6 separate regions of the Homo sapiens genome follow, and regions 1, 2, 3, 4 and 6 are each linked to region 5. The links are chromatin loops, found by intact Hi-C in ENCODE. Cell type or tissue: Calu3. All regions are shown on one strand.

Region 1 (4,000 bases), 81 kb before region 5:
ATACCTAACATCTTTGTGCTTCAGCAGTCATGTGTGTAAAATGGAGATGATACCACTAACTACTTCTTTGGGTTATTATGGAAGTTAAACGAATCAGTCAGTCAGTCTATGGAAAGCCATTAGACTAGCTCCTGGTATACAGTTAGTGCTTTTTAAATGATTAGAGTAATTGCATCTCCTCATTTGCCCAGGATAATTTTAGTTGTGATTAGCTGCCCCTTTCATTCTCAAAAGATATCCCAATTTGGAGGATAAATTGTATGGTCACCCTCTAATGTAAGGATGATTCATAATTATCAGCTAATACTGAATTATTGGCTATTTCTGTAAATACCTGTTGGGACGATTGATTTCTTTTTCTTCTTCAAGAAGTAAGTTGAAAAACTCCCTCCTCCTGGTTTTGGAGGGCTGCTTGGAGAAGAGAAATGGGAGAGGAACAGGTTGAGTATTCACATGTGGCATAATTGTGTGTTGTTTCCTTATTTTGTGTTTTTGCTCAGTGAAAGAAAGTGGTCTAGAATCTGGTTCTGGCATAGAGAGATTATATCTTTCCCACTGGACAGCTCTTTCTCTAGTAGCCAGGAAAGACTTGTGGGAAATATAGTTTATATTTTAGAACAGTTTTAGGTTATAGGAAAATTGAGCAGCAAGTACAGAGTTCTTATATACCCCCTGATGCTGCTCCCACCCCACACAGCTTCTACCCTACTATCAACATCCCACATCAGAATGGTACATTTGTTGTAATTGATGAAGCTACATTGACACATCACTATCACCTAAAGTACATAATTTACATTACGGTTTGCTCTTGATGTTCTACACTCTATGGGATGGATAAATGTATAATGGCATGTGTTCATCATTATTAGTATCATACAGAATAGTTTCACTGCTCTAAATATCCTCTGTGTTCCACCTGTTCATCCCTCCCTCTCCTTAAGCCCCTGACAACCAGTGATCTTTTTTATTATTTCTATAGTTTTGCCTTTTCTAATGCTGTTGAGTTTTGCAGTAGTTATTTGTCCCTTGTCCCACATAGTCTTTTGAGATGGCTATGAGACATAAGAGGCACTATTGAACAGGCAGGCAAGCAGGTTTGGATTTGGGCCATTTGAAGGCTGGAGACATATTTGGGAGTGGTTAGCATGTAGATGGAATTTCAAGCAATGGTGCTGAAAGAGATTATTGGAGAAAGACTAGAGATAGAGAAGTTAAAGCTGAGCACCAAGCCCTGAGACCTTCCAACACTAAGATATTGAGAAGTTGGGGGTGGGGGAGGACTGGCCAAGAATGCTGAGAAGGAGATGCCAGTGGGAGTAGAAGGAAACCCCGGATTATGTGTGCTCTAGAAGGCAAGCAGGATGTAATTTTTTTTCTTCTTCTTCCATATTTATAAAGGAAGAATCAACATACCTTAAGAATGGTTTCAATCTCTTGTGGCATTCTTTTGAGGATCAGTATTTTGTGCCATGTCAATGAGATACAGAGTTGTAGACAGGAAAGGCTCTGCGCAAGAAGCAGGTGCGACCGGCTCATTCAGGGTGTCATCAGTGTAAAAAGGATACACTTTTGGAACTCTGGAGTCATGGCATGGCCCCTGTGCCTTCCAGAAGATTATTGGAGTAATCAGCATCACTTCCAAAGAAGTGAAAAGTGAAGGGGAGGTAGAGCACTTCAGTAAATGCAGTAGATGCTGTTGAAGTTTCACAGTAGCTGTGGAATGTGGATGAGTCTTCTGCTTTCATTTGTTTTCAGAATGTGGAAAGCACAGGTTGTGTTTAAAGACAGGCCAGCCTAGGCAGAGCCTGCCATGGCCAGGCACCATGGTGCACACCTGTAATCCCAGCACTTTGGGAGGACAAGGCAGGTGGATTGCTTGAGGCCAGTAGTTCAAGACCAGCCTGGCCAATATGGCAAACCCCATCTTTACTAAAAATAAAAAAGTTAGCTGGGCGTGGTGGTGTGTGCCTGTAGTCCCAGCTACTCTGTAGGCTGAGACATGAGAATTGCTTGAACCCAGGAGGTAGAGGTTGCAGTGAGCCGAGATCACATGAGTGCACTCTAGCCTGGGCAACAGAGCAAGACTCTGTCTCAAAAGAACAAAACCAAAAACAAAAGCAAAGGAAGAGCCAGCCATATAGAACAGATACATTCATTCTAAGGGGAACATGTTCATCCTCAATATGTTTCTTCTTATAAAATAAACATCCAAGGGTTTTTTTGGGTCATTTGTAGTGATTTGATTTCCAAAAATAATTAGCTTTATAAACATAAATTGCATAAGTAATGTCCCCATTTTATAACTCTAAGTTGTCATTATGGAAGGGATAGGCTGTGCTGTAAAATTGTTGACTTTGAAGTAAAATGCTTATTAAGGATCATGAGTACCAATTTTCACATATGTCGTAGCCTATGTTGTAGCCAAAGTCGACATTTGAGAAATGGTTAAGGTTTTACAGCAACGTTTACTTTATTATCAGAATATAGTATATTCAGTCAAGTACTATTAATACCATTTCATATCGTAATTATGCCATTTCAAGGGAATTTATTAGAAAGGTTTACATGGATTCTTCTTTGCATTACCCTCCACTCCTGCCACCCCCCCACCCCACCTGCAGCCATCCACGTAAAAATTCATTATGTTACTGCCTTGGATTTTTGCCAATATAGAATAAATAATTGGATTTAGCTTCTGTTACAGTTTTGTCTGTCTCAGATTATGAATGTAAGTTGGTAAGATTTTCTGCCAATTTTAATTCACCAAGATTGCATTAAAATTATGAAGAGACAATTGAATGTAATTTTTCTTTCCTTTACTCCTGTAATTGAACTGTAAAAGTTCTCAATTAATTACAGTTCTTACAGAGTATCAATTATTGCAATTTGCAAACTCCAGAGCCTTTATAATGAAAGATAAACATTTTACAACCATACATTTGTCAACGTTTGATGCTAATTGCAGCAATTAATTCGTTCTTTAATGTTTAATGTTTTATAGGTTAATGAAAGCTGGCATTCTCTTCCCTCTTTATGTTAATATGAGAAACTTTTCAGGAGTAGGGTACAGATTGATACATGTATAAAACTATTTTTGCAATCTATTGCTTGTCTTAGCAACTAAATGAAAACCAGAGGTTGCAGAGGTTTGCTTATTCTTTTCTCTGCATATGTAGAGTGGAGGCCTGCAGGTTCCTGACAAACAAGAGCAGAAGTTTAATGAGTCCCTAAAAACTCAGTTTGTTTCTAAATAAAACATAAATTTGGAGAGTTGAAATGAGTGATTTCAGAAACCTTTTTGGCTTGGGTGAAAATTAGCATCTTCTCAAGTATTTCTTAAATGCCTTGTCATTTGAAGATGATAATAGTATCTATGACCATTTATTCAGCCCAGTGTGCTGAGTACTGTGGTAAGTTCTTTTAGTACTTTATGTTATTTAATCCAGAATTCAGACAAGATCTGACTCCAGAGCTCTCTCTACAGGGAGACAAGTTCAAATACCTGCCCTGGCAGCCAGGCCATATAGCTTAGTAAAGTAGGATGGGTGTGAGATGGGTCTGAGTAGTGGGATCACCATAAACTGGGCTGTGAGTACAGCGCCAGTCATTCCAGCCATGGTGGAATGTAAGCTCAGTGTTGCCAGATCTACTGATGTTTCAGAAAAAGTGGGAAATCTAGATGTGTGGGTGCACTTCCTTAATTTTTAAATGTTTGGAGCTAATTTAGGTTTTTAAAATACATGTGTAGGGCAGTTTCAACCCACCAGCCATCCATTTGAGAGCTCCGAAGCACACTGTGTTGGCTTGATCTTTTGGTCTGAATTAGCTTGATACAATGGCTGGGGCTTGTGCCTATGCATCAGGTGGCACTCTTGAAGTTCCTCAGAGAGCCTCTCTACAAATTCAGCAGGGGTTGGAGGGAAGAAGGGAAAATATATCTTAATGAATTATATTAATAAATACTAATATGTAATTTGAGGCATTGAGGAAATACAAT
Region 2 (4,000 bases), 230 kb before region 5:
TAGAATGCATAAATAAATTATGGCATAGTGATACAACAAAGTATTATATAATAACGACAATGAATAAACTACAACTATGTGTAACAATACAGATGAATCTCACCAACATAATGTCAGCAAGAAAAAAAGAGCCAAACAAAAATAAATACCACATGATTCCATGTATATAAAATTCAAGAAGAGGAGAAACTAATCTCTTATGTTAGAAGCCAGGATAATGGTTATCTTGGGGAAAGAAGTTAGAACTGGAAGAGGGCCCAAGGGGGCCTCCAGGATGCTACTAATATTCTGTTTTTTGTTTTGGGTGTGAAAAATCATCAAACTATATGTTTATGATTTCTTGCCTTGAAATCAAGAAAAATGTCAAATATTAAGGGAACTCCTGAAAATTAGAACTTACAAAAAATGTAGAACTACCATATGGATAGAGGTGAAAATAGAATGATTGGCCAACCCAGTAAGAAGTAGAAAAGAAAACACCAAGGAATGGAAAGGATGGTAAATTGAGCACAAAAAAAAGAAATGACAAAATAAGTCCAAACTTACCAGTAATTCCCCCCAAAAGTGAATGCTTTAAATTTACCTCATAAAAGACAGAAATTCTCAGATACTGTACTGTTCATATGATATAAAGACTCATTTAAACAAAGTAACACAAAAGATTTAAGATTCCAAGTGTGATAAAAACCAACAAGGAAATATTAGTTAAAAAAATCTGATGTACTAGCATTTTTAGTAGCAAAAAAAAAGTAGATTTGAAGATATTGAAAAGGACAAAAAGGAGTATTTCAAATTTATGAAGGGAATAATTCACCAAGAAAGAACAACAGCCAAGTATAGCTGCAATATATATAAATAGAGAAATTGACAAATACAAAATCATGTGAGGAAACTTCCTATGGGAACTCTCAAACAGAAAATATACTTTTTTGTTAAGAGGCAGGGTCTTGCGCTGTTGCCCAGGGTGGAGTACAGTGACACAGTCATAGCTCACTGCAGCTGAAACTCCTGGGATCAAGCAATCCTCCCACTTAAAGCCTCCTGAGTAGCTGCAACTATAGGCATGTACCACCATGCCCAGCTAAATTTTTTTATTTTTATTTTTGTAGAGATGAGGTCTTACCATGCTGTCCAGGCTGGTGTCAAACTCCTGGCCTCAAGCAATCCTCCCGTCTCAGCTTCCCGAAGTTCTGAGATTACAGGCATAAACCACTGTGCCTGGCTAAAAATATACATTTTATTCAAATACAAGTGGAACACTTACAAAATATAATTATATACCACATAATTTTATTTCAAATCATTAAAAAATAAAATTTAAAACTCTTTATCGAAGATAAGCCAAATCATCATATAATTATAGGTGTCTGTCTCGATCATGAGTGAATAATTCATTACCATGATAAGTAGATGTTTTTTCCGTCATAACTGCAATTTTTTATTAAAGAATAAAATTATATAAGACAATGATAACACTCTAATTATTGCTAAAATCTGTCTGTGTGAAAAATTGTGTGAATGAAAAGAGATATGACCTAGGTCTCACAAATTTTCTGAATAAGTAGCCTTGTAAGAGAATATTGGACTACACTGGTTTGCATGTCAATCTTAGAAATCTCTAAATTCAATAACTTTTGACATGTAAACTCTGGGGCAGAAGAGAGAAATTTCAGTATTATATTTTGAAAGCTATTTAGGCATAATGGATGCTAATGTTAGCTAATTCAGACACATAACTACTCAGGCAGCATATTTGTGCAACTCACAGCTCCACCACCAATATTGACTCTACTTTTCCTGTGTATGTGTGTGTGTATTGAGTACAATAGAGGCTCTTGTAACTGGTAACAATGTAAGTAACAGTATTCTGAGCAGCATGCCTCGTGGCTAATTCTATAGTGATAGAACATCACAGTTCTCTTGCTTTGCCAAGAAGCATTGCCTAACATTAAACAGAGCTTGAGTCTAAGTTTGGGCTCCTTATTTTTTGAGGCAAGAGGAGGAATCTTGTACAAAATTTCCCCTAAAAAAAAGACAGTTGCTCAGTTGTAAATGGAGTCCTTATTTATTAAAATAAAAAAGTATTCATTTTCACTGAACATGTTTTTGATTGTCGAGAAAATCTAGAACTGTACCTTCTGAAACCAATTCATACATTTTCTACAAGACATTCATCTTTGGTCCAGACTTCATTTTATTCTCCCAAGAATATAATACATTCAATTCACAACAACTTTACAAAAAAATTGTAATAGGCAATTTGATATTAATCATGTAATTTCTTCCTCCTAATCATACAAACTTTATTAGGGAGAGAAAGAGAGAGAGAGAGGAGAAAAAGAGAGAGAGAGAGGAGAGAAAGAGAGAGACTTTGTGTACATAGGTAGTAGTGTACTGGTTAATGTTTAACATCTGGCTTCTCCCTGGAGGGAAAAAAAAAGTGCTGGTTTGTAACATTTGCTGGTTTCCATGGTGTAAATACTCCTTCTATGACTGATTTCAAGCTGCCAACATGATTCCTAAAAATCTAACAATCAGCTGTTATAAGCCAGTGCAGGCCAGTTTCAGCACACCAGTGGGGGAAAATGCTTTTAAACCATCAAAATTGAATTGATGAAAGTGTCTGCATTTTGCTACTCTGATTATGCAGTTTAGGGTATATAATTTATGATAAATGTAATCTTTTATATTCAGTTATTTTTTTACTTAGGTAAAATATTTGGCAACATAAATGTCATCCTTTTATACCATCAGATCTCAGAGAGAGAAGGTTGAATATAATTACACATGCACAAATCAACAATATAAAAATTAATAACTGCAGAATCAAAGCTACAAAAATAGCTCTTTCAGCCAGAACCACCATCTTCCAGTAATTCACCAAAATGACGAACACAAAGGGAAACAGGAGAGTCACCTGATAATTGTTCTCTTGGCCTTTCAGAAAACATAGAATTGTTCCTTTGGCCACATACATGGGAATCCACAAGAAAGGCGATATTGTAGACATCAAAGGAATGGATACTGTTCAAAAAGGAATGCCCCACAAGTGCTACCATGGCAAACCTGGAAGAGTCTACAATGTTACCCAGCATGCTGTTGGCATTGTTCTAAACAAACAAGGGCAGGATTCTTGCCAAGAGAATTAATGTGCATATTAAGCACATTAAGCACTCTAAGACCCGAAATAGCTTCCTGAAACGCGTGAAGGAAAATGATCAGAAAAAAAGGAAGCCAAAGACAAAGGTACTTGGTGTCAGCCAGCTCCACCCAGAGGAGCACACTTTGGAGAACCAATGGAGAGGAGCCTGAGCTGCTGGAACCTATTCCCTATGAATTCATGGCATAATAGGTATAGAAAGATAAAAGACCTCTGAACTACAAAAAATAAATATATTTAAAACATATATGTAATATATATGTATATATACACACACACACACATAAAGGGCACTTTTTAAAATTTATTTATTTATTCATTTATTTATTTATACTTTAAGTTCTGGGATACATGTGCAGAACATGCAGGTTTGTTACATAGGTATACACATGCCATGGTGGTTTGCTGCACCCATTAACCTGTCATTTACATTAGGTATTTCTCCTAATGCTATCCCTCCCCTAGCCCCCTACCCCCCAACAGGCCCAGTGTGTGATGTTCCCCTCTCTGTGTCCATGTTTTCTCATTGTTCAGCTCCCACTTAGACTGAGAACATGCAGTGTTTGATTTTCTGTTCTTGTTTGCTGAGAATGATGGTTTCCAGCTTTGTCCATGTCCTTGCAAAGGACATGAACTCATCTTTTATTATGGCTGCATAGTATTCCATGGTGTGTATGTGCCACAATTTCTTTATCCAGTCTATCATTGATGGGCATTTGGGTTGGTTCCAAGTCTTTGCTATTGTGAACAGTGCTGCAATAAACATACGTGTGCATGTGTCTTTATAATAGAATGATTTATAATCCTTTGGGTATATACCCAGTAATGGGATTGCTGGGT
Region 3 (4,000 bases), 130 kb before region 5:
CAAAAACAGGCAGCATAACTTGCACACAGTGGATGCTCACTGCATCCCTGCTGAATGCATGAATGCAGAAAGAGAACTTGGAGAAGGGCCCATTTGTCTTGCTAATAGAATCAATTATACAGCTCTTATGGTCTAAAATTATTTGTCTTCTCAAGTTTGCCTCATTATTGTCACACAGCAGGAGCCTGGCCAAGACACAGCCATCTTTCTACTATTTGACAACCAAGCACTTTGGAAGGAATGGTCACTGTTTTCACTTCATTCCTGTCATTCATTCTCTCACTCATTAAATAAATATTAAGTGCCCACCATGTGCCGGAAATACGGAGAAGAAAAAAAAACATGACCCCTGCCCTCATGCAAATTACTGTGTAAAGACAAAAGACAATAAACATAAACACATAAATATATATATATACAAAATTTTATAAGTGCAAAAATAGAAGAGAACAAGTGGCTGGGAAAATAAACGGGGCAATGGTATAATTAAGGAGGGGACAGGGAAGGCCTTTCTGACGCAGTGACAAGTCGGGTCAAGAAGGAACGAAAGGGAAGGTTATGAGGCTGTCAAACTTTGAGTGTGGCCAAAAAAATAATGAAGAAAGTGATGGAGGAAAGACTAGGCTGAAGAAGTAGGGCAGTAGTGAAGTGTCTTGTAAGCCATGCTAAGGATTTTGAGTTTTATTCTATGTACTGTTGGAAACCAATACTTTTTTTGTAGTGTAAATTGAGCTTATTTTTCACAGATAGGTTTCAAGATGCAAAGCATACAAGGACCAAAAATAATTATATGAAAACTCTCCCTCCCTCCGGTTTCCTAGCCACCCAGTTTCCCTCTTCAGAGCTGCCAGTCTTTCCTACGGAAAGACTCTAGGCACAAACAAGCCCATCTATCTGTTTATATTATAATGCATTTTCAGCACTGGGACGAGCCCATCTGATTTAAGACCACCTGAATGCTGAGAGGGCATGACTCTGCGTTAGAACTCTGCGCTACTGCCCACGCATCTCACAAAGTCTACTACGCCGCGCGTTCTCGGTTTCAACGCACCTCCAGGATTCAGGGCTTCCTAAGCTGCAATTCAGCAGGGCTCCCTTGCTTGTTCTCACTCTGTGCCCCCGGCAACGACCCCGCGCGCCTACACTCCCGTGCCGCCTCAGCTACTAGTCCGCAACTTCTAGCCCCAAAACGCTGGAGCTCAGAACCCAGCTCAGGTGCGCTCGTCGGTTTCCCAGGGAGACTGGGGCTGATTGTAGGCACGCGGGGGCGGGAAGACAGCTTCTTGCTTCTGGCTGCGATGGAGGCGGATCTGGGCGGGGCCGAAACGGGGGCGGGGCCAAGTGTGGGGGCGTAGTCAGGCGTGGGGGCGGGCCGGCGCCGGCGCCGCGGTCGGCGGCAGCGCTCTCCTAAGCTCTCGCGGCTGCGCTTCGGTCCCGGACCCGGGCCACCCACGGGGTAGTGGGTGCTCCTCGGCCCCGGACATTGCAAGCCCCAGAAGGTAAATTTGCGTGGGAGCCGCGCACCTGGAGCGCGAGGGTACCCATGATGAGGGCGGGAGGCTGGATGGCGACAGAAGGGAGCGTCCCGCGGCGAGTTTCCCAAGAAAGCTGAACTCGTCCCAAGTTTCTTGTGCCTCGGCTTGCACTCAGTGAATGGGTGGCGGGCTCATTTGCTGCGGGTGGTCTTTTGGCGCGGGAGGGACGCGGAGGTGATTGGATTAATCCGCCTGGGCGGCAGCCCAGATTTCTGCCGGGAACCGCGCACCGCAGTGGTGCAGTTTTTGCCCGAGAAAGGGCGGGTAAGTGCGGTGCAGTCGTGTCCTGCGCAGCAGCAGGGGGACCGCCGGTCTGGGAGCACGCGAGTCGGCCAGGCGTCCCCGGTTGTCCAGAGGCACAGTTTCCTAACTTCTTTCCTCTTTAGGCAAGACTAACTCGGTGTTGCTCCTCCCGGCGCTGACTTCGAGGCCCGGCTATGGACGGCGAGAGCGAGGTGGATTTTTCTAGCAACAGCATAACCCCTTTGTGGCGGAGGCGGTCGATTCCTCAGCCCCACCAGGTTCTGGGCCGGAGCAAGCCGAGGCCCCAGTCCTACCAGAGCCCCAACGGGTTACTAATTACGGATTTCCCGGTGGAGGACGGAGGGACGCTCCTCGCAGCGCAGATTCCCGCCCAGGTGCCCACCGCCTCGGACAGCAGGACGGTACATAGGAGCCCCCTGCTTCTGGGCGCCCAGCGGAGAGCGGTGGCCAATGGTGGGACGGCATCCCCGGAGTACAGGGCTGCCTCTCCTCGACTTCGACGGCCCAAGTCACCCAAGCTCCCCAAAGCGGTGCCTGGCGGCTCCCCGAAATCCCCAGCAAATGGCGCGGTGACCTTGCCTGCGCCGCCGCCGCCGCCGGTTCTGCGCCCCCCGCGGACTCCTAACGCGCCCGCCCCCTGCACCCCCGAGGAGGACCTTACTGGGTTGACTGCCAGCCCGGTGCCTTCGCCCACTGCAAATGGCCTTGCCGCTAATAACGACTCTCCTGGGTCAGGTTCGCAGTCCGGCCGGAAGGCAAAGGACCCCGAACGGGGGCTCTTTCCTGGGCCCCAGAAAAGTTCTTCGGAACAAAAACTCCCCCTCCAAAGGCTGCCCTCCCAGGAGAACGAGCTCCTCGAGAATCCTTCCGTGGTTTTGAGTACAAACAGCCCCGCCGCCCTCAAAGTGGGGAAGCAGCAGATCATTCCGAAGAGTCTGGCCTCGGAAATTAAAATAAGTAAATCCAACAATCAAAATGTGGAGCCCCACAAGAGACTCCTCAAGGTGCGCAGCATGGTGGAGGGCCTAGGAGGACCCCTGGGTCACGCAGGGGAGGAGAGTGAGGTCGATAACGACGTGGATAGCCCAGGGTCTCTGCGGAGAGGCTTGCGGTCCACGTCTTATCGCAGGGCAGTGGTCAGTGGCTTTGATTTTGACAGTCCTACCAGCTCGAAGAAGAAGAACAGAATGTCCCAGCCTGTTCTGAAAGTGGTGATGGAAGACAAGGAGAAGTTTTCCAGTCTGGGAAGGATAAAGGTAAAAGTGGGCAGGAGTGTGGCACGCCATTCACTAAGCGGAAAGTAAATGTGTTGGGAGTGGGGAGGAGGAGCGTAGAGGAAACCCGAAGAAGTCATTCCGTTTTAATTCTGTGTTTTGCTCTTGATTGCTAGTGTACATCCAGCTCTTGGCCACTTTGATGCTGGCAGGCACAGCCGAGTTTAGTGCAACTTTGTGGGAAGAAGTGAAATTCATCACTTTTAAATTTCTAAGCTCAGGCAGAATTGGGGGGGACAAGAGTGAAATATGGCAGATTATTGGCTGAGTGAGTCTTTACCACTTTTAAAAGAGATAGCTGAAAGGGGGAGGAGCATGTTCAGAACCGCACTCTGCAGTCAAGTTGTCTGGAGTTTGCTTAGAGGTTTCAGTCAATGATAGCTGTTATCACAGCTGATTCAGAAAAATACTGATTCCTGTTTGAGCCTGTTGATTATTTTTTGCTTTTACTTACTGAATTTTGAGTGGTTACTACGCACTTGATGTCATTCAGGTAGAATGTGAATTTGAAAATCAGTTGCCAGGATCACAAAAGACATAAATATTTTGTCATCTTTTTTGTTGCTTGTTTTTGTCACCGTGGCCTTTGGTTGTGTTTTATTCCCGTTGTATGCCCATTCATCCTTGAGTGCATGTAACAGATTGGCAGCTGAAAACTTAAGGTTAGGGTGGACACTGTGTGGTATTGCTCCCCTATATTGTCCCATTAGCTGCACTTATTAAAATATTGTCAAATATGACATAAAGAAACAGGGAAAACTGAAGAGGGGTATTTTGGAGTGTGTGCTTCCTTCCACAGAAACAACACAGGTTTCAGCAATAAGGCAGATTCTTTTTGGCAGCCACATTTTTTCTTGGTTAATCAGAGCACTGGAACCAGTCTATATAAATGGCACATATGCAAAACACAAGCAAGCCTGTTTTATT
Region 4 (4,000 bases), 210 kb before region 5:
TTCATTGAGAAAACAATGAAAGATCTAGCATACATTTAATTGTAGTTGTAATAAAAGATAAGAGAGTGGGACAAAAATATTTACATAATATTGGCTGACAATTTTCCAAAATTGATAAAAGAAGCAAGCCACAGCTTCAAGAGATCGCAGGGCAGATTAAAGGAAATTTACACAGAGATACATCATAGCAAAACATATAATCAAATAAAAAACGAACAACCTTAAAAGCATCCAAGGGAAAAATAAAATATAAATTCTTTTCAAAGTAGCAACAGACTAACAGATGACTTTCCAAGAGCACCAATGAATGAAAACTTAAAGTGTAAAATATCTTTAACATATCAGTAGAAACACCACTTTCCACTTAGATTTTTATACTCAGCAATATCATTCTTCAAAACTGAAAGTGAAATATATACATTTTCGGATAATAAAAAATTGATATTCAAAGTTAATTCAAAATCAACTTCCAGTAATAGTAGGAGATACGTGGCCCTGCAAACCTGCAGCAGATAGCAATTATAAAACATGAAAGACATTAAAAACAAAACTGCCTAAAGTTACTGAGAAGTATCTAAAAGCATAAATAAAAATACAAAAACTGCGTGGAAGAGCTAAGAATTGTGAACTCACAATATAAAAACCACAGAGACCCAAATGCAGAATCTGAACTACTTAAATGCCTGATTGATAACTATTCGTATATTTTAAGGCTCCAGGAGACACCACAGAGAAGTAGGCAGAGGGAAGATAATGTGTATTCTAGAAAAATACAGTGATATTGAGCAGAATCTATGAATTGGATGCTTTTCTTAAAAAAGCATGTTCCCAGTTATGAAAAGTTCAAGTAACAGAAAACCTAAAGGTCAGAATACAGATCCCAAAGCAAACAAACCTGCAGGAAATTACTCGTATCTTAGAACCATTCCATGCTCTTTTTGCCCTGTTCCGTCTTTGCACTGCTTTTAAAACCTGGTTCTCTGTGGGTTTTCCCTATGCTAAAAAACTTGGTAGTTAGTTAAGTATTTTGGCACATGTGGCACTCACTTCAGAGACAGTTATAATGTCTATAAAAATATTCAAAGAATTGGCTGGGCATGGTGGCTCACGCCTGTAATCCCAGCACTTTGGGAGGCCAGGGCGGGTGGATCACCTGAGATCAGGAGTTTGAGACCAGCCTGGCCAACATGGTGAAACCCTATCTCTACTAAAAATATAAAAATTAGCTGGGCATGGTGGTGCGTACCTGTAATCCCAGCTACTAGGGGGGCTGAAGCCGGAGGATCGCTTGAACCTGGAAGGTGGAGGTTGCAGTGAGTCAAGATGGTGCCACTGCACTCCAGCCTGGGCAACAGAGTAAGACTCCATCTCAAATTAAAAAAAAAAAAAAAAGTTCAAAGAATTGAAGAAAAATATGGTGTCAATGAATAAATAGGCATTTTATAGTTAACATTTGTACTTCTTTGGCTTTAGAATTATTACTTAACAATGTTTATTTCAGTCAAGAAATAATATTTCTTAATATAATATTTATTATAATAAAATATATTATAATAGTAATATTACAATAAAATTATGGTAATATTTATACTATTATAAATATAATATTTATTTCAACAAAGAAATAAACATTATTGTTAAATAATTGTAAAGCTGAAGAAGTACAAATGATAAAACTACAAAATCTCCTAGATGTGCAAAACAACACATCAGAGATGCCAAAAACCACAGAGAATTAGTCAGCTGAATTGGTTGAACTAGTCAGTTAAATAAGAAAAAAGGGAAGAATAAAAAGGTTGAAATTGATTAAACTACATTAAAATGAAGAACTTCTATTAATCAAAAACACTATTACTGAATATTCTCACTTATAAACAACTCTAAACAACAAGAACACATGGACTCAAAGGGGAAAAACAGACACTGGGGCCTCCCTGAGGGTGGAGGTGGGGAGGAGACAGAGGATCAAAAAGCTGCCTATGGAGTATGATGGCTATCGCCTGACTGATGAAATAATCTGTACACCAAACCTCTGTGACATGCAGTTTACCTATATATAACAAATCTGCATGTATGCCCCTAAACCTAAAATAAAAATTAAATTAACAAAAAGAAAAAAGAAATCTGTTGAGGATGTGGAGAAATTGGAACTCCTCCATACTGTTGGTGGGAAAAAAATGATGCAGCCACTATGAAAAACTGTGGAGATTTGTCAAAAATTAAAAATGAGAATTATTATCCAGCAATCTCATTTCTGAGGACATATCTAAAGTATGCAGTGCAGGCCCTGGAAGAGATAGTTGCACACCCATGTTTATTGCTGCATTATTCATAAAAGCCACAAGGTGGAAGCAACCCAAATGTCCCTTGACATGAACAGTTAAAGAAAATGTGGCACATACATAGAATGGAATATTATTCAACCTTAAAAAAGAAACCTTGTCACATTCTATGATAAAGATAAACCTTGAGAATATTATATTAACTGAAATAAGCCAATAACAAAGTAATAAACACTGTAGGATTTTACTTATATGAAATAATCTTAAGTAGCCAGTCTCACAGAAACAGAAAGCAGAATGATGTTTGTCAAGGGCTAGGGATTGGGTAAAATGGGCAGTTGTTACTTAAAGGGTATTGAGTTTTAGTTTGCACGATATAAAAGTTCTAGAGGTCTTTTGCATAACAATGTGAATATAGTTAACACTATTGAACTGTACACTTTAAACGATTTAAAATGGTAAATTTTATGTTGCGTGCGTTTACCAAAATTAAACGCAAACATGTAACTAAAAAAATGCTATAAAAGAGTAAAAATGTGAGTCATAGAATGAGAGAAAACATATAAATCTAACTGAAATCTCATATTAGGACTACATTAAAAACTTCTGCAAACTAATATGAAGGAGAGATGACTATGGTAAAAAGCAAAAAAGAATGGACAGGAAACTTGAAAAGAGAATTCCAAAGAGAGACATCCCAATGACTTGTAAACAGAAAAAGATTCTCAACCTCATTAGTAATCAAGAAAATGCAAATTAAAGACAAACTATGTTCTCACTACATATTTATCAGAATGAGTAAAATTAAAACAATGAAAATTCTCACACACTGCTGGTGGGAATATAAATTGGTCAAGAATTTGGAAAATTATTTGACATTAACTGCCAAAGTTGAACATACACAGATCCTATCCTCAGCAATTCAGCTTCTAAGTATGTCCCCTGCATGTGCAACAGGAGACATGTACCAAGTGTTCATAGTAACATATTTATAATAACCAAATATTGAAAACACCTAAAGGTTCATAAAAAGTAGAAGAATAAGTGGTAATATCCTCATTCAATTGAATACCAAAAAACAATGAAAATGAACAACTATAGAAACAATTAGGAGTAAATGAACTAAAATTCCAGAGACAGAATAGTCCTTCCTAGATGAGATGTTGATCATGATCGCCAGCTGTTTTCTTCTCTGGGGGCATTTGCTGGTTTCTCTTCTGCTGGTTTCTTTCTGCTTAATGGCATTAAAATCTCTAGTTGAGACTTTGTTCTCAGTTCATACCAGGAATTGGCAGAGTTTTGGTGGCTTTGAGGAGCTCCCACAATAGATTAAAAAATACAAAAGCCCAGTTTTTTGTAATTTTCTTTTCTTTTTTCTTTAAGAGACAAGGTCTCCCTCTGTCACTCTGGCTGAAGCACAGTGGCACTATCATAGCTCACTGCAGCATCCTCAAATTCCTGGGCTGAAGTAATCCTTCCACCTCAGCCTCTTGAGTAGCTAGCACTACAGGCGCGACACCATACCCAGCTAAGCTTTTTTATTTTTTGTAGAGACAGGGTCTCTCTGTATTGCCCAGGATTACCTCAAACTCCTGGCTTCCAGTGATCCTTCCACCTTGACCTCTCAATGTGCTGGAATCACAGGCGTGAGCTGCTGTGCCTAGCAATTTTCTTTTACTATAACATCCTGCTCTGATTTTAGTTTTAGAGTTTACTAG
Region 5 (4,000 bases):
TTGGGCTCAATATGTGATGAGTTATATAATTCATTCATTAGCAGACATATACTGAGCCCCTGTTACGTGTTGGGCAATGTTGTAGAGATAATGCAGTGAACCAAATGGATAAGCTGCCTGCTTTTATGAGGCTTACTGTTGACCAGCAATATAATAGAATTGTGCAGAGGGGTGCCCTAGAAACAGGATTATCAGACTGGGATGGAGATGGAAGGATTGGTTTATGTATCAGAGGAGCCCCCACTGGAGGAAGTGAGCCTTGTGTTTTCAGCATTGAGTGGATATATGTTGAGCAAAAGAAGCCAAATACAAAAGCATACATACTAAAGGATTTCATTTGCAAAAAGTACAAAAGAAGCATGGTAATAGAAATTCCATGGTAATGGAAAACAAGAGCAGTCACCTTTGGACAGAGGTTATTGATTGGAAAGGGTCAGAATGGAAATGCCTGGCGCATCTGTGTCTTGGTAAGTAAACACAGAGCTGTACACGCTTATGATTAACTCAGTTTATGTTATGTATGTTAAGAAATTTTAATGGCAATAATGAGTGGGCTTATCTACGCAAAAACAGGGAAGGAATAGGAAAGGCTGGGGCAAGGGTGCTATGTTCCAATGCGGTAAGTCATCCTCTCTGCCTGGGTTGGAAGGATGCATATGGGGATGAAGGTGGGGTGACAGCGACAAGCATCTGTAGATTCAGGCTGCTATGAGAGAAGAGTTTTTTTCCCCAGGTGTTGGTCATGAAGGCATTTTTTCTTAAGAATGTAGAGTGGCACAGTAGAAACTGACTTTGGTTTGAATTGCTTGCCTCTGAACTTCTGTCTGATCTTAGCATCCTTCAGATGGGCTTTTGAGAGGATTACATGGAATAGTGGATGTTGAGTGCAGTGTCTGACATGTAGCATGTGTTTAATAAATACATAAGAGAGTTAAAAGTATGTGTGTGGCGGGGCAGTATTTAATTAATTGTAATTTTAATACTTGGTGCTCAAAATAAAAAACCAGGGTGACTGCATTATGTAGAGAAGTGCTTGCTTATCTGAAACTTTTGATCCTTTAGTTGAATAATTATTTTTATGTAATTATAGCTTAATATTATATTAAAAGTATTGGTCATTTTTCCTGTGCTCATTAAACCATTTTAAGCATTTGGGAACAGTGTAAAAGTGGCCAAAGAATTTCTATTTCAGTAAGACTCATATTTGGCAAAATTAGTTGTATGAGGGATGAGACAACTAAATATGTCAAGTTTCTCAAGTTTACGGAAAGGTTTGAGTGTGTGGGAAGGGAAGTGGGGAGGAAGCAGAGAAATTAGTAGGATTTTTAAAAAATGAAACTTAACTGCTTTTGAAATGTTAAACATCAAATTATGGGTATGCTAAATACCTTTTGGAGTTATAATGTGTTCGTGTAATCAGCTCCTTATTAACTTTTAAACTGTCATATGGGAAGTTCCTTTTAATCAATAATGAGCCAAGTTCATTCAGACTCTTTTGACAATGATGACTAGTCTCCTGCTTATTTTAGACTTTCCAGCTTATCACTTTTAAACTACTCTCACCCTGTTTTACCATACCTCTCTAGAGAATCTCTTGTTTTCTGGGAGTGCCTTTGCATTGGCTGCCTAGAAAACACTCCATTCTGTGTTTTTACACCTTGAGTCTCTCAGTTGGATCTGCCCTCTGTTTTAGGAGCGAGCGAGCCCGCTGGATAACTGCCCTGGGACACAGCAGCGGGAAGCCGCCTGCAGACCGAACCTGTAAGTTCTCTCAAGGGGAAGCCCACTTGGGAACATGGATGGGCTCTGCCCCCTGCTGGACGCCGGGTTACTAACGAGTTATATTGCCACAATACTTGCCTAAGTTTCCTCCAGGGCTTCCTTCTGCTTTACACCAAAAATGTATGATCCTTGCTTTGGAAGTCAGGGGGTCTGAATTCAAATCCAAGGTGCATTTCTTTGTTGTGTAAACGTGTCAAATCATTGCTTAGCATTGCAGAGCCTATTTAACCATCTGCAAGTCAGTTACACCATTATATACAACATGGGGTTATTGTGAAGATTAAGTTAAATAATCTATGTTAAAAGCCCTACTTGAACTGTAAAGCCCTTAAATTTTTAGCTATTATCAGTGGGCAACAGTTGATCATGTTTAAACCTTCTACATACTGACAGTCTGGATTTAAGCTGAAAAGTATTTTTAATCTAAAAGAAAATTACCTAAGAATTCTTTTTGACCTTCTAAGAAAGTGTGTTTCACTATTCTAGAGAATTAGAAACTGGCGCAGTGAAGGGGGGTGTTGTATGCCTATTAGCTTCCTAACTTTGATGCTGTGGTTTCTTAGATTATTACAGTTGCAAGGTCAAATCCAAAGAATTAGAACAAAACATTGTTATCCTGGAACACTCAAAAATTATAGCTTTAAGCTTAGATTAAAAGCCAAAATGACTGGTTTGAAAGTTCCCGGAAATCAAGCTTTGTATTAAAAAGCAAATTAAGAAGTCACATGTCAGCATTTTGTTTGTTTGTTTTGAGATGGAGTCTCGCTCTGGTGCTATCTCAGCTCACTGCAAGCTCCGTCTCCTGGGTTCATACCATTCTCCTGCCTCAGCCTCCCAAGTAGCTGAGACTACAGGCGCCCGCCACCATGCCCAGCTAATTTTTTGTATTTTTAGTAGAGACGGGGTTTCACCGTGTTAGCCAGGATGGTCCCAATCTCCTGACCTCGTGATCCGCCTGCCTCGGCCTCCCAAAGTGCTGGGATTACAGGCGTGAGCCACCGTGCCCGGCCACATGTCAGCATTTCTGAGGAGGTCTAACATGACTTCTCAGCTTTTGGTTGGAGCTCATTTTATTTCTAAACTTTTTTTTGGAAACTTTCATGTGCTGCTGTTGGGATGGGGAGACACTCTGATGAGAGCCAGGAGAACTGTGTCTGTTGCAGATTTTGCATGGCCTTGGCACATCAGCAACTCTTTCATGTCTCAGTTTCCCTAATGCAGAGTGGCTGTTTTCTGTTCCATTGTGTGACATGACTAATGACTCCTGATCAACCTGTTATTGAGGGGAATCATGCATCATAAAAGGCCTCTCAAATCTGAGCTTCTAAAATTCTAAAGCTTATAGCCAAGCAAGGGAGTTGCTAGAAAAGATGTTCTGCTTTTTATTAGAAGCCCAACTTGTTTCTCTCAATGCTGGCCCTGAATTGCAGAGAAAAATAAGTAAGTGTACATTATTGGATTGCACATGTTTTTTCTCTGCTACTGGAAACTTAGTATGTCCTCTTTTGGCCTCAGCACTGACCCAGGTGGAAATCGTTAGGTCATTTACTGCTAAGCAGCCAGATGAACTCTCCCTGCAGGTGGCTGACGTCGTCCTCATCTATCAACGTGTCAGCGATGGTGAGTGGGAGCGTTCTTATGGGACACTCGTGGTCCAGGATGCAGAGTGCTATAGACCCGAGGAGTGTCATTTTGTCATCATTGCCCATATTCCAAATCTTGACATGTTAATGTTTGAGATCACATATATGTACTGTCTTCTCATCTCTAAGGCTAAACCATGACGTTTTCTTTTTTCCCCAGTCCCTCAGTGACCCAGTTCTTATCTCTAAATATTCGTCCTTTCAAAAATAGCATTCTTCCTGCTATCCTTTACCCAAAGCATCTCCTTTCCCAGCTCAGCCCAGGTTCAAATACTCTCAGCCTTCTCACTTCAGGGCCTCTGCTCACGTTCTTTCCCTGCCATGTCATTCATTCCCCCTCGAAAGCTTTCCCTGTCCCACTTTCTCTTCTCACCGTAGCACTTAGCCTGGGGAGGGATGCTGCCTCTCAGCTTTTTCATATCCTTGGAGCCTGGCACACTCCAAATACTTGTTGTTTGGTGTGGACTCTGTTCTTTTTCACAGGCTGGTATGAGGGGGAACGACTACGAGATGGAGAAAGAGGCTGGTTTCCTATGGAATGTGCCAAGGAGATAACATGTCAAGCTACAATTGAT
Region 6 (4,000 bases), 160 kb before region 5:
GATCATGCCACTGCACTCCAAACTGGGCGACAGAGCAAGACTCTGTCTCAAAAAAGAGAAAGAGAATATCCACTCATAGGAGAAATCCTGCATAGGCTCTCAGAGCTGGAACGAGACAGTGAACAGGCATACGAGCCACCAGACACAGAGTGCGATGCCTGGCAGGGAAAATGTTCATTGGCAACATTTAGACAAGTTGATTAAGTGAATATATGAAGGACTATAAGAGCCAAGTTTCTCACTCGCAGAAAGGGGAATTAAAACAAAGGAAAAAAGACAACTAGAATTAATTCTGTGATGAACAGGAACTGGAGATATTGACAATAAACTTATGCATTTCAATAAATATAGATATAGAAATAAACATAGGTGTGTGTGTGTACATACGCATACATCTATTCCTTAGCTTAGTTTTCTGAGAGACAGCAGGAGTATCTAGTGCCGAGATCTTGTTTCTAAATATTATTCGCTACTAAAAGGAAGCAGAAACTTCCTGGAAAAAATGGCAGATTCCAGGGCTGGAGGAAGGAAAGTACAAAATGATCAATTTTTGTGCTGAAAAAGTAATAGAACGTGTCAAAATCACACAGACATCAACTTGCAGGGGTTCTCATTGGCCAAACTGGAGGAACTCTGAACATTAAAATAAATAATGATATTAAGAAATTATAGTTTATGGAATAAAATAGAAAATATGAACCCTAAGAGATATAAGTAAATGAATAAATTGAAAGTTTAATGAAGAGCAAGATATTTACATAGTCTTAAAGAACTCCCAACAAAATACTTCTAAAATTATACAGTGAAAAAGAGTAACTTTACAGTGAAGAAACCTGGCAGACACCACCTTGATCAAGTAATAAAAGTGAAAATATCAGTAATGGGGGAAGTTAAAATCATGTGCACCTGACAGGATGTATTGAGAACACAGCATCACTTCTGTGATATTCCTGCCAATGATGTGTCACCTAAATATAATCATGAGAAAACTTCAGACACATCCATACTGAAGATTGTTCTTCAAAATAACTGGCTGGTATCTTAGGAAGTATCAAGGTCATGAAACTGGGGAAAAAAACTGAAAAATTTTTCTAGAGTGGAAGAACCCTGAGAGAAGTAACAATTAAATGCAACACATGATCCTGAAATTGATCCTTTGGTAAAAAAGAACATTATTGGGACAACTGAAATAAAGTCTGAGGTGTAGGTGAGAGTAACATATTAATGTTGGAAAACACATATTAAAATATCCAGGGAACACAGGGCATTATATTGGTAACTTTCTCTTAAATGGTCCAGAAAAAAAAGTTCTTTGCACTTGCAACTTAAAGTCTGTTGATTGTTTTAACTTTTTAAAAAACTTTTTGCATTTGAGGAACACTTCAAAACACAGTATAGTGCAAAATGCCAGGCTCTAGAAGATACAATACCTATATACAAGGCATTTACAACGGAGCAAAGGATTGAGACATGAACACTTGTATACCTGGTAAATCAAATTGAGCCAAGGATCAAATTTGACTGAAAAATTTTAACAGAGTTCTTGCCATACCACATTTCACAACATGTATTAAGGAAGGTTAATATTCCTTAAAAAAATTGCCCTGACTTGATCCAACTGATTTGCAATACTGAATATATGTATTCTTTATACTTCAATCCAATCCTCTGGTAACTGACTAGGGTGAAACTGAAGGCATGGCCCAACAAAGTGAATTTATAAGTGAAGAAAATGGAGCTCCAGAGAACAAAAATAAAGAACTCTTTGTTTTACACTCACTATACCTAGTGCCAAAGTAGCATTTATTTTCCAAAGTAGCAATCATCTCCCACAAAAAACTAATTTATAAAATAGAAGAGGAACCTGGAGTAAATTTGTTACAATGCTTTTCAAGACTCCTCATAAAACAACAGAAGAAAATGATCACTAGAGGGCACAGCTGTGTTGCTCTGAGACATGTATACATAAGGAAATTTCTTCAATTTTATATCTAAATGAATTTATACCATCATTTCACTTTTGAAATACAGTAGATAAGTGAGTTCATTTCCAACAAGGTGGGTGCAAGGCCTTGCCTGATACAGGTGATTTAGTGGCAGGGAAAAAAACGCTGTCAGAAAATTAAGACATTCTCTCATCTCCGGATTGCAATGTCATTTATATTTTTTTCTGGTTCTCAGGTCGTATCTATCATTTTGTAGCATTTAAAATAGGACAATGTGTCTCCCCATGTTTAAGTTGAATTTCATTATGAAGAAGCCTTTTTGCATTGTATATTATGTTAGCCAGCACTGCAGACACCATTCCCTTGCTGGCTGCTTTCCATTTATTTAAACCTTTGGCTTTTTACTGAGACTTAAATTTGAAATTTTCTTCTTTTAAATAACATCATCAGTAACTCAGAGTGATCACTTCTATGCCACTCTTACTGTTGGATAGTGAAGTTGTGAAATCTTAGTGCCTAATATTCTGTAGAATTTTTTCTTTTCAGTTAGGTCTCCTCTTCAATCAAGCAATGATGAACAAGATTTTTCTAGGATATTTAGCAGCCTGTGGTATGTGATGTGTGGAAAGTGGGCTGAAAGCCGTTCCGCTGTCAATGCTACATACCCCATGTCCACCCACCTGACACCTCTCTACTCACACTTGCCTACTCTCCCACATACAACTTTCCCTGGTCTTTCTCAAAAATAACTCACCCAAAAACACTGGTTAAGCATCTGAGCAATGCAAGGTGGAATAGAAAATGGTAAAAATTTATGCACACATAAGAGCCTTATAATCTAGTTAGAAAGGCAAAGCATAAAACTACAAAAATGTTGCTAACACATGGCTGTTTAATGAACAACTAAAATTATGTGTTTAGGGGATGCAGTGGCTCATCCCTGTAATCCCAGCACTTTGGGAGGCCGAGGTGGGAGAATGGTAAACCCAGGAGTTGGAGACCAGCCTGGGCCACATGGCAAAAACATATCTCTACAAAAAAAAAATACAAAAATTAGCCGGGTGTACTGGTGTGAACCCGTGATCCCAGCTATCCGGAAGGCTGAGACCAGCGGATTCATTGAGCCAGGGAGGACGAGCCTGCTGTGAGCCGTGATAGTGCCACTGCAATACAGCCTGGGAGACAGAGTGAAACCCTGTCTTTAAAAAAAGTTTTAACAGTCTATATTCTAAATTTCCAGAACAGTATCAATATTCTGACTCACTGTCACTTCATGTGTTAAAAAAAAAATTTAGCATAGTATTTAACTTCAGTATCTTTGGGGGCTCTGAATAACTGGATTAGAATACAAGTTTTGTCAACTGTTACGTAAATTCAGATTTCTCATCTGTAAAATGGGAAAAGTAGTGCCTATCACTTAGAGTTAATAAGAAGATTTTATTTTCTAGGATAACATACAGCAAGTAGTTAGCGATAATGGACAACTACATCATTGTCATATGTCAAAGTATATGTTCAAAAACTTTTATTGGAAAATTGTATTATTGTGGCTACATTTCAGGTACCATGCAAAACTCTAGATAAAGATGAATCACACAGCCATTGCCTTCAATGAGCTTACCATCTAATATTAATACTAACATTAGTATTATAAATATGGAATAGTATATATATGTCACAAATGTATATAAACATAAAAATACATATCCAGGAGGCTATTCCCAGATTTGTTTTTTACCACTGGGTGCATGAGCAACAAATTAAGACCATTGACAGGTATATTAACAACTGGTTATTGCACTGTGTTAAAAGATTCTGCTGTCATGGTGTCAATTAAGTGTTATGGGAGCCCAGAGATGCATGATACATCTGGACACTCTAAAGTGTAGCTCAGGATTCATCATTCAGGAAAATACAAGAACAAAATTTCAAGCAGATGTAACAAGCATGGGCTTTGGGTAAGACAAAGCTGTGCTTAAATACTGACTCTAACACTTTCTATCTGTGTGACAGTGTGTGTGTGTGTGTGTGTGTGTAAACACTACTACCCACCC

What was found. A loop is a pair of places that touch in the nucleus more often than their neighbours do. Peaks named below come from ENCODE experiments on the same cell type or tissue, not always from the same donor. Only the 100,000 strongest peaks of a DNase experiment are listed, where the experiment ranks them.
Region 1: it touches region 5 in a loop (2.1-fold over the local background); 3 of 110 quality-filtered maps call a loop at or near these places.
Region 2: a loop joins it to region 5, with 2.8 times the contacts of the local background. A loop is called at or near these places in 4 of 110 quality-filtered maps.
Region 3: it touches region 5 in a loop (4-fold over the local background); 33 of 110 quality-filtered maps call a loop at or near these places.
Region 4: a loop joins it to region 5, with 10 times the contacts of the local background. A loop is called at or near these places in 19 of 110 quality-filtered maps.
Region 6: it touches region 5 in a loop (9-fold over the local background); 88 of 110 quality-filtered maps call a loop at or near these places.

The regions. Positions count from the first base shown.
Region 1 is chr3:154,170,598-154,174,597 of GRCh38, forward strand. All of the region lies in intron 6 of ARHGEF26 (Rho guanine nucleotide exchange factor 26), which reads left to right. Among named protein-coding and RNA genes, the nearest start is that of ARHGEF26, 51 kb to the left of the region's middle. In Calu3, no CTCF peak of the experiment used is centred here; no DNase peak of the experiment used is centred here.
Region 2 is chr3:154,020,950-154,024,949 of GRCh38, forward strand. It overlaps ARHGEF26-AS1 (ARHGEF26 antisense RNA 1), which reads right to left. Exons shown (of 4, transcript NR_037901.1): 4 at 3,452-4,000. It also overlaps the pseudogene RPL21P42. Among named protein-coding and RNA genes, the nearest start is that of ARHGEF26-AS1, 98 kb to the right of the region's middle. In Calu3, no CTCF peak of the experiment used is centred here; a DNase peak (open chromatin) is centred at 2,452.
Region 3 is chr3:154,120,021-154,124,020 of GRCh38, forward strand. It overlaps ARHGEF26 (Rho guanine nucleotide exchange factor 26), which reads left to right and starts at 1,370. Exons shown (of 15, transcript NM_015595.4): 1 at 1,370-1,499; 2 at 1,922-3,055. The coding sequence starts at 1,973. It overlaps ARHGEF26-AS1 (ARHGEF26 antisense RNA 1), which reads right to left and starts at 1,190. Exons shown (of 4, transcript NR_037901.1): 1 at 1,052-1,190. In Calu3, CTCF peaks have their summits at 2,064 and 2,294; DNase peaks (open chromatin) are centred at 1,311, 1,831, 2,221 and 2,951.
Region 4 is chr3:154,038,139-154,042,138 of GRCh38, forward strand. The region is part of intron 2 of ARHGEF26-AS1 (ARHGEF26 antisense RNA 1); the gene reads right to left. Among named protein-coding and RNA genes, the nearest start is that of ARHGEF26-AS1, 81 kb to the right of the region's middle. In Calu3, CTCF peaks have their summits at 2,312 (motif pointing right) and 2,513; a DNase peak (open chromatin) is centred at 2,323.
Region 5 is chr3:154,251,423-154,255,422 of GRCh38, forward strand. It overlaps ARHGEF26 (Rho guanine nucleotide exchange factor 26), which reads left to right. Exons shown (of 15, transcript NM_015595.4): 13 at 1,694-1,761; 14 at 3,298-3,402; 15 at 3,909-4,000. LOC105374167 (a long non-coding RNA gene) reads right to left here and starts at 2,551. Exons shown (of 2, transcript XR_924597.4): 1 at 1-2,551. In Calu3, a CTCF peak has its summit at 1,789 (motif pointing left); a DNase peak (open chromatin) is centred at 1,799.
Region 6 is chr3:154,094,085-154,098,084 of GRCh38, forward strand. The region is part of intron 2 of ARHGEF26-AS1 (ARHGEF26 antisense RNA 1); the gene reads right to left. Among named protein-coding and RNA genes, the nearest start is that of ARHGEF26-AS1, 25 kb to the right of the region's middle. In Calu3, a CTCF peak has its summit at 1,948 (motif pointing right); no DNase peak of the experiment used is centred here.